Regions from separate parts of the Homo sapiens genome. Here all the other regions are linked to region 1. A link is a contact called in ENCODE Hi-C or POLR2A ChIA-PET data. All regions are on one chromosome and are shown on one strand. The core of a region is the stretch at or near the end of the contact, and the rest is flanking DNA. Distances in the headings are between cores, read along the strand shown.

Region 1 (3,090 bases), core at 285-2,784:
AATACAGTGTCAGGGGATTATTCTTTGCTTTCTTCTCATGGGAAAGTTACAAACAGGTAACAAACCTTTTAAAAAGCGTCATTTAAAGCTTTGTCAAAAAATAATTAATTAAAATATGGTATACAAAAGTACACTAAAAGACAAACAGGTGATAACGTGAATTAGGGAGGAAAAGCTGGCATTAGGGAATGCCAGGAGGAACTGGAAATTTAATATCTTACTGCAAGCCAGAGTGAGGCTGGAGATATGGGGGACGGGAGGTTAGATTTAAGACAGTGCTTGGGACACAGTTGAAAAATGCACCAGAAAATCAGTTCCCCATGGAGTGTGAAAATAATTAAGCGGCGGGAAATTAGACTGAGGTGTCTCTAGTCCCTGGATTCCTACTTTTAAAAAAATCTGGCTGGGCGCGGTGGCTCACGCCTGTAATCCCAGCACTTTGGGGAGGCCGTGGAGGGCAGATCACCTGAGGTCGGGAGTTCGAGACCAGCCTGACCAACATGCAGAAACCCGTCTCTACTAAAACCACAAAATTAGACGGGCGTGGTGGCGCATGCCTGTAATCCCAGCTACCTGGGAGGCTGAAGCATTGGATCGCTTGAACCCGGGAGGCAGAGGTTACGGTGAGACAAGATCGCCCCATTGCACTCCAGCCTGGGCAACAAGAGCGAAACTCCATCTTAAAAAAAAAAAATCTAACTGAGGTGCATTTTTAGTAAATTACTACATTGAGAGAAACAAAATTCATCCTTAACCAACTATAAACTGCCAATTAACATCTAATTACATAACCAGGAAATTTTCACCTTTATTTTACAAATTAAGAAACTATGTATCTGAACCTAACCAATTACTGAATTTGGTTTTCTTCATCATGCTGTTTATAAAAGTCTTTACTTCAAGCCCCGCCCATAAACCATAAATTACAAACCACAGCTGGGTGCTCCACAATTTTTGAATCACGCTTTGATTAAATGCTTTAGTGTTTTAACGGTGACTCCCATACATTTTCAACAGAAGAGGAACTGGAACCCCACGGACCCATTCATAAACCCGCACCCCGAGTCAGGATTCTACCCCTGGGACCCTCCAGTGGTCCCTGCACAATCCGGGAGAGACGCGCCGCTGAGGGTCCAGAGCTGCCCTGAGAGGACTCCAGGTCAGGGCCCAGTCACTGCGCAGGGAAAAGACAGGACGCCCGGGATCCCGCAGTCAGCGCAGCCGCCATCTTATGGCTGAAGGGGACTGAGGCCGAGCTGAGCAAGGAGAACTCCGGGCGCAGATTGTAGAGTTGACTGCGGGGAGGCCTAAGTCCCACCACAGCCACTTCCCACCGCTTACAACCCGCCCCTTCCCCTCTCTCGGGATGTCGGACCCGGCACTCTCACCATTTCTAGGCTTCCGGGGTACCTGGCGTCTTAGCTGTGGATCTCTCAATACCTGCAGGTCACAGGGCCACAGAGGCTGGGCCTCTGCGAGCAGAGGACACAGGGCAGTGAAGGCGAGACCTGCAGCTCCAGCTGCAGCGAGAGACAAAGGCCCCGCCACATCCCCGAAGCCGTCCTGTCCGCTCCAGCTGCAGGCCTGATTGGACGGTTCCCAACCCAGCGTCGCTGATTGGATAACTTTTAAAACCCCACCTTCTCGTGCCCTGAGTGACAGAAGATGTGATCAGTTGCTGGGCTGAGTGAAGAAAGGGTGACAGCCTAGGCTGCAGCCTTCTCAGGCAGGGCTTCCTCCCAGAGCTGAGCCAGGCCCACCCCAGAGGGAATTTGCCTTTAAACTTGTGTGTAAAGTCATATGCATTTATAAATAATATATGGCTCTTCACAAAGGAAAAAATATAATTTTATAATAACAATTATTTTAAAATTTCAGATTTTATGACCTTCCTGGCTTCTTTCTGGTCTTTGAGCAGGCAGGCTGAGATTTTAGAAAGGAGGTAATCCTCTGAAATAAAATGTGAGCCATATGTGAATTTTAAGTTTTCTAGTAGCCAAACTTGAAAAAGAAACAAGAACAGGTTGAATTGATTGTAACAATTTAATTAACCCAATATATCAAAAAAATTTTCATTTTAATGTGTGAGAAATATGTAATTATTAATAAAGTATATAAATATTTGGAACTAAATCTTTGAAACTAACTCTGTATTTTACCTTTCTAGCATCGCACTTCAGACCAGGCGCCACACATGGCCAATAACTGCCACATTGAAGTGCAGCTCTGATGTCAGCGGTGTGAAGGGCCCAAGCAAACCTTTTCTGCCAGAGGTGAAGGAAGAGCCTCTCCCTACCAACATCTCTCTTCCGTTCCGGGGGTGGAACAGATAGTGGCCAAAGAAAGAGGAGACGGCAGCAGGAATAAAATAATTACAAGTAAAGCACTGCTGGATGAGATCACAGGCGCGCGCCACCATGCTCGGCTAATTTTTTGTATTTTTAGTAGACACGGGGTTTCACCATGTTGGCCAGGCTGGTCCTGAACTCCTGACCTCAGGTGATCTGCCCGCTTTGGCCTCCCAAAGTGTTGGGATTACAGGCGTGAGCCACCGCACCCAGCCTCAAAATGTTTTTTCTTTCTTTTTTTTTAATTTTAAAAAATGATGGGAACATGTCAAAGGGAGCCAGCCTGAAAGAACTCCCAATGGTCCATCCTGGAACAATGTTAGCATCCAAATGAATAATTAGAGCACTGACCTATAAAATAAATCAAGTCAAATAAATAAATACCCATGCATTTACACTGATACACAAAAAACTTTAAATAAATAAAAAAGAAAAAAGGATAGGGAAATTTTTTTTTACAGAATTCCAAATACTAATCAACATAGATAAAATGCTAAAGAAACCATCACAAAACCACCAGTTATTATTGTATCCAAGGTTAACTGAGGAGTGTAAAAATTGTAAATAACACTTAAAAAATAAGCATTGTATTTGCATAGCACCAAAGTATCTGACTAAATTGTACCCTTCAGTTTTAAAGCAACCTATCACTATTAAAAGCAACAATTATGACTCTTTGTTACTGGATTTATAATATGTAGATGTAAAATTGTAAAAGCACCACAAAAGATCAACGAATAAA
Region 2 (3,173 bases), core at 643-3,142, 280 kb before region 1:
GTGAGCCGAGAATGTGCCTTTGCAACAAGAGTGAAACTCCGTCTCAAAAAAAAAAGAAAAGAAAAAAGCACCATTTAATGCCTTGCCAAAAAATAATTAATTAAAATACGGTATAAAAAAGTACACTACAAAATAAGTGGCCAGGCCCGGTGGCTCACGCCTGTAATTCCAGCACTTTGGCAAGCTGATGCGGGCGGATCACCTGAGGTCAGGAGTTCGAGACCAGCCTGGCCAGCATGGTGAAACCCCCGTCTTTACAAAAACACAAAAATTAGCCAGGTATGATGGCGCGCACCTGTAATCCCAGCTACTAAGGAGGCTGAAGTGGGAGAATTGTTTAAAACCGGGAGGCGGAGGTTGAGGTGAGCCGAGATCGCGCCATTGCACTCCAGCCTGGGAGACAGAGCGAGACTCCATCTCAAAAACAAAACAAAACAAACAAAAAAACACAAATACGTGATAATGTGAATTAGGGAGGAAAAGCTGGCATTTGGGAACCCCAGAAGAAATTGGAAATTTAGTATCTTACTGCAAGCAAGAATGAGGTTGGAGTAATGAGGGATGGGGGTTAGACTTAAGACCCTGATTGGGACCCAGGTGAAAAATGCAGCAGAAAATCAGTTCCCTGTGGAGTGTGAAAATAATTAAGTGGCAGGCAATTAGACTGAGGTTTCTCTAGTCCCTGGGTTCCTACTTCAATTTAAAAAATCTAACTCAGGCGCATTATTTTTAATTACTAAATTCAGAGAAACAAAATTGAGGCTTCACCTACTATAAACTGCCAATTGAGCTCCGATTACATAACCAGGAAATTTTCACCTTTAATGTACAAATTAAAAAACCACGTAACTGTACCTAACCAATTACTAAATTTGGTTTTCTTCATCATGCATTTTACAAAAGACTTTCTTTCAAGCCTCTCCCATAGACCACAAACTAAAAACCACAGCTTGGTGCTCTACAATTCTAGAACCACTTTTTGATTAAATTATTTAATAAGTTAATTTTTTTTTTGAGACAAGAGTCTCGCTCTGTCGCCCAGGCTGGAGTGCAGTGGCACGATCTCGGCTCACTGCAAGCTCTGCCTCCTGGGTTCACGCCATTCTCCTGCCTCAGCCTCCTGAGTAGCTGGGACTACAGGCGCCCGCCACCACGCCCGGCTCATTTTTTGTATTTTTAGTAGAGACGGGGTTTCACCGTGTTAGCCAGGATGGTCTTGATCTCCTGACCTCTGATCCGCCCACCTCGGCCTTCCAAAGTGCTGGGATTACAGGCGTGAGCCACCGCGCCCAGCCTAGAACCACTCTTTGATTAAATTCTTTTAATATTTTTGCAGTGACTCCCATTAACTTTTAATAGGAGATAATAGGAACTGGGAACCCCACGGAACAAACCTCTTCCCATTCATGAACCCGCACCCCAAGTCAGGATTCTCCCCTGACGACCCTCCCACGGTCCCTGCACAATCCGGTAGAGAAGCGGCGCTGCGGGTGCAGAGATTCCCCAGAGAGGGCTCCAGGCAAGGGCACAGTCACTATGCAGGGAAGAGACAGGACGCCCGGGGGCCGGGCTGTCGGCGCAACCGCCATCTTATGGCTGAAGGCGACTGAGGCCGAGCTGGGCAAGGAGAACTCGGGGCGCAGATTGTAGAGCTGACTGCGGGGAGGCCTGAGTCTCGCCACAGCCACTTCCCACCGGTTCCAACCAGCCCTTCCCCTCTCTCGGGATGTTGGACCCCGCACTCTCACCATTTCTAGGCTTCCAGGGTGTCCCGGCGTCTTAGCTGTGGATTCCCAATACCTGCAGGTCACAGGACCAGAGGCTGGGCCTCTAGGAGCAGAGGACACAGAGCAGTGAAGACGAGACCCGGAGTTCCAGCGGCAGCCAAAGACAAAGAAGCGGACAAATCCCGCCACATCCCGGAAGCCGTCCTCTCCGCTCAAGCTGCGTGCCTGATTGGACAGTTCCCAGCCCAGCGTCGCTGATTGGATAACGTTTAAAACCCCACCCTCTCAGGCCCTGACTGACAGAAGATGTAATTAGATGCTGGGCTGAATGAAGAAAGAGTGACCGCCTAGGCTGCAGCCTTTTCAGGCAGGGCTTCCTCCTTGAGCTGAGATAGGCCCACCCCAAAGGGTATTTGCATTCAACCTTGCGTATAAGGTCATATGCATTTGTAAATACTATATCATATGGCTATACATAAATGAAAAGGATATAATAACAAATGTTTTAAAATTTCAGGGTTTTTTTACTTTCCTGGCTTACGGTCCTTTGAGCAGGCAGCCTGAGATTTTAAAAAGGAGGTAATCCTCTGAAATAAAATGTGAGCCACGTGAATTTTGAATTTTCTGGTAGCCAAACTAGAAAATTAAAAAGAAACAAGGGGCCAGGCATGGTGGCTCACGCCTGTAATCCTAGGACTTTAGGAGTACAAGGCGGGCAGATCAAGAGGTCAGGAGTTTGAGACCAGCCTGGCTAACATGGTGAAACCACGTCTCTACTAAAAATACAAAAATTAGCCGGGCGTGGTGGTGGACATCTGTAATCCCAGCTACGCAGGAGGCTGAGGCAGGAGAATTGCTTGAACCCGGGAGGCGGAGGAGGTTGCAGTGAGCAGAGATCGCGCCACTGCACTCCAGCCTGGGCGGACAGAGCGAGACTCCGTTTTGGGGGGTGAAAAATATAAAGAAACAAGAGGCCACGCGCAGTGGCTCACGCCTGTAATCCCAGCACTTTGGGAGGCCGAGGCTGGTGGATCACGAGATCAAGTGATTGAGACCCTCCTGGCAATATGGCTAAACCCTGTCTCTACTGAAAAAAATATAAAAATTAGCCAGGCGTGGTGGCGCATGCCTGTAATCCCAGCTACTGGGGAGGCTGAGGCAGGAGAATCGCTTGAACCCGGGAGGCAGAGGTTGCAGTGAGCCGAGATTGCGCCACTGCACTCCAGCCTAGTGACAGACTGCAACAACAGCAACAACAACAACAACAATAACAAGGAACAGGTTGAATTGATTGTAACAATGTAATTAACCTAATATATACAAAATATCATTTTAATGTGTGAGGAATATGTAATTATTAATGAAGTATATAAATATTTGCAACTAAATTTTTGAAAATAACTCTGTGTTTTACCTTTCTAGCATATCGCGGTTCAGACCAAGCAC
Region 3 (3,402 bases), core at 588-3,087, 400 kb before region 1:
AAAAAAGAAATATATATCCAGAGCATGGACAACATAGCAAGATCACATCTCTACTAAAAAGATGATACAGGCTGGGTGCCAGTGGCTCACGCCTGTAATCCCAGAACTTTGGGAGGCTGAGGTGGGCGGATCACAAGGTCAAGAGATCGAGATCATCCTGGCCAACATTGTAAAACCCCATCTCTACTAAAAACACAAAAATTAGCTGGGCGTGGTGGCGCACACCTGTAGTCCCAGCTACTCGGGAGGCTGAGGCAGGAGAATCACTTGAACCCAGGAGGTGGAGGTTGCAGTGAGCTGAGATCATGCCACTGCACTCCAGCCTGGGTGACAGTGTGAGATTGTCTCAAAAAAAAAAAAAAAAAAAAAAAAAAGATGATAGATAGATAGATCAGAAAGACAGAGACAGAGCCAGCCAGATAGACAGAGCTGGACAGACAGAGAGAGATGATAGACAGATAGATAGATAGATAGCCAGCCAGCCAGGCAGGATGGTGCATGCCTGTAATCCCAGCACTTTGGGAGGTCAAGGCTGGTGGATTGCTTGATCACAGGAGTTCGAGACCAGTCTGAGAAACATGGCAGAACCTCATTTCTACAAAAATAAAAAGTAAAAAATGCAAAATAAAGAGCCAGTGTGGTGGTACGTGACTGTAGTACCAGCTACTGGGAGAACTAAGACGGAGGATCCCCTGAGCCCAAGGAGGTCCAGGCTGCAGTGAGCTGTGATCACACACCTGCACTTCAGCCTGGGTGACTAAGAAGACCTCATTTAAAAAAACATACACACACACACACACACACACACACGTATGAAAGAAGAAATTTAAAACAGCAACTTCAGTGTGCAGGAAGGTGCTTAAGAGAGAAAACAAAACAAAACAAAACAATAGTAACTCAATGTACCGTGGAAACAAACTCAAAGTGGGGCTAGAAAAAAAGAAAAAAAAACCCAGAAAGATCCCGAGCCTCAGCTACTCTGGAGGCAGAAACAGGAGGATGGGGCCGGGCATGGTGGCTCACACCTGTAATCCCAGTGCTTTGGGAGGCCAAGGTGGACGAATCACCTGAGGTCGGGAGTTCCAGACCAGCCTGACCAACATGGAGACCCCATCTCTACTACAAATACAAAATTAGCTGGGTGTGGTGGCGCACGCCTGTAATCCCAGCTACTCAGGAGGCTGAGGCGGGAGAATCGCTTGAACTCGGGAGGTGGAGGTTGCAGTAAGCCGAGATTGCCCCATTGCACCCCAGCCTGGGCAACAAGAGCGAAAACTCAAAGAAAGAAAAACAGACAGAAAGAGAAAGAGAAGAGAAGAGAAGAGAAGAGAAGAGAAGAGAAGAGAAGAGAAGAGAAGAGAAGAGAAGAGAAGAGAAGAGAGAAAAGAAAAGAAAAAAGAAAAGGGAGGATGACCTGGGTGAGTCCGGGCAGGTGGAGGGCGCGTGAGCCGTAATCGCACCCTCTGCTGGACCTAAGCGGTACTGCCGCGGGCGAGAGCTATCTAGTCCGTCTTAAACATCTCAAGCTGGAGGCCAAACCCTAACCTTGGGGCTGACATCTGGTCGACCCAGCGGCTGGACAGAGAAGCCAGCCGGTGGCGAGGGCAGAGGCCCACCGGGTCCACACTACGCGCCAAGTGTGGCCGAGTGTGGCGCGCGGGGCCTGAGCCCGTCCGTCTGGAGTATAACTCCGCCAACCTTCCTTCCCAGCGCTCTCCCACACTGTCTGCTGGTCCACTAAGACGGGGAAGAGCTCAAGGGGGGGCGACCGGCCCCTACTCCCCGCCGACCCCTCCTCCCCGCTGCTGAGTGGGAGAGGCCCAGGACCTGGACCGCCACTTCCAGACCACACAGCCACCCCTGAAACGGGGGCTGCCGGGCCACACCCTCTGACGCCCGCGCCTCAGCCATCCCACCACGCTCCCACAGCGGCGTCCCAGCCAGGGCGACGAGCCACCCGCAGGGTGGGAAGAGGAGGAAACCAGAGGGGGTGGACACCAAGCAAGGGAGCCCCACGAACCTGCGGCACCCTCAGAGCAGCATGTGGCCCCTTCGGCGCTCGGAAAGCCCACGGGCGGACCCTTCCAGGCTCTCGGAAGATGGCACAGGACGGTCCCTGATTCTCCATGGGGACTTGGGAAAAGAAATCGGCCAGAGCCTCAAACGGCCAGGACACACATGGGCCCGCAACCGGGCCTGGGGGGTGTCCCCGGCCCCCTGCATCATGCCTGGTGGGTTCCGAGGGTCGGGCCTCCGCAGCTGCGGTGAGCTGGGGACCAGCCCGGGCAGCCCCACACTAAGCTCATGCCGGGAGCACGGTAACAGCCTCCCCTCCACAGCCCTACACGCCAGAGCTATGACTCACAAGGGACGCGCCAGAGCTCTGGCACCATCGGGACTGTTCTGCTGAAGTCTGCAGGACTCCCGAGCTCTGCTCAGCTCACAGCGGGGGCTGTCCCTCCCTCGGCAGCTGCCACTGGAGCTCCAGAGGACAAGAGAACTCTAGAAAGGTGGCCGCCCCTGTGGGCCACAAGCCGTGCCGTCAGCCCAAGCGGCCTCTGGAGGAGGCCTGTACTGCTAGCCGGCCGCTAGGAGGCGCCAAACAACCACCCACGCAATAATCAGCCAGGAAAGAATGAAAAAATACATATATATGCATATACTGATCAAAGAACAATCATACCCAGTCAGGGCGACGATTTTCTAGGCAACAAGGAAGAAGCCAACTTTGAGGTAGGGACAGTAGAGAAGACACAGTTGACCCAGTCTGTGCACAGGCTTCCTTTTCTGTGAGACCTTGGTTTAGGGGACATAACTATATTTCTTTGTAACACAATTACTTATTATAAACGTTATGTTTGTTTATTTACTTATTTGCTTTTTGATTGGAGTCTTTTTTTTTTTTTTTTGAGACGGAGTCTTGCTTTGTCACCCAGGCTAGAGTGCAGTGGGGCAATCTTGGCTCACTGCCATCTCCGCCTCCCGGGTTCAAGCGATTCTAGTACCTCAACCTCCTGAGGAACTGGTATTACAGGCACGCACCACCTCGCCCGGCTAATTTTTTATTGTTAGTAGACACGGGGTTTCGCCATGTTGGCCAGGCTGGTCTCAAACTCCTGACCTCAGGTGATCCAGCCGCCTCAGTCTCCCAAAGTGTTGGGATTACAGGCGTGAGCCACCACGCCCAGCCGATTTTTTTTTATTTCTTATGTGTATGGTCCTGTGATAGACCAGGGGACTTGTAACCTCAGAGTCCATGAGGCCAGAAGTTAACGTCCTAAATGTCTATTTAGAATGAACTTAAATGAACCAAACTCTCTGCCACGAAACTCTCAGAAAGACAAGAGATTAAAAAAAAAATTGCAACCTGGCAATGAATCACGCCTGTAATCCCAGTACTTT

What was found. Hi-C counts contacts between places; a loop is a spot of excess contacts on that map. ChIA-PET counts read pairs that join two places held with the same protein, here RNA polymerase II (POLR2A). Pooled maps may share reads with other maps.
Region 2: a loop to region 1 is called in a pooled map, with 5 times the contacts of the local background. The contact joins the promoter of ZNF738 here to the promoter of ZNF714 in region 1. A Hi-C loop is called at or near these places in 1 of 37 single-sample maps with no recorded cell type and 8 of 50 pooled maps. POLR2A ChIA-PET finds 5 or more read pairs at or near these places in 2 of 52 experiments (both WTC11).
Region 3: a loop to region 1 is called in a pooled map, with 4 times the contacts of the local background. The contact joins the promoter of LINC00664 here to the promoter of ZNF714 in region 1. A Hi-C loop is called at or near these places in 1 of 168 maps with a recorded cell type or tissue (mammary epithelial cell) and 5 of 50 pooled maps. POLR2A ChIA-PET finds 5 or more read pairs at or near these places in 1 of 52 experiments (B cell).

What each region holds. Positions count from the first base shown.
Region 1 is chr19:21,080,647-21,083,736 of GRCh38, reverse strand. ZNF714 (zinc finger protein 714) reads right to left here and starts at 1,534. Exons shown (of 5, transcript NM_182515.4): 1 at 1,389-1,534. RefSeq lists an enhancer at 1,046-1,195.
Region 2 is chr19:21,357,719-21,360,891 of GRCh38, reverse strand. It overlaps ZNF738 (zinc finger protein 738), which reads right to left and starts at 1,892. Exons shown (of 5, transcript NM_001355237.2): 1 at 1,749-1,892. The coding sequence starts at 1,751. RefSeq lists enhancers at 1,531-1,830, 2,622-3,173.
Region 3 is chr19:21,482,150-21,485,551 of GRCh38, reverse strand. LINC00664 (long intergenic non-protein coding RNA 664) reads right to left here and starts at 1,837. Exons shown (of 11, transcript NR_037194.1): 1 at 1,546-1,837.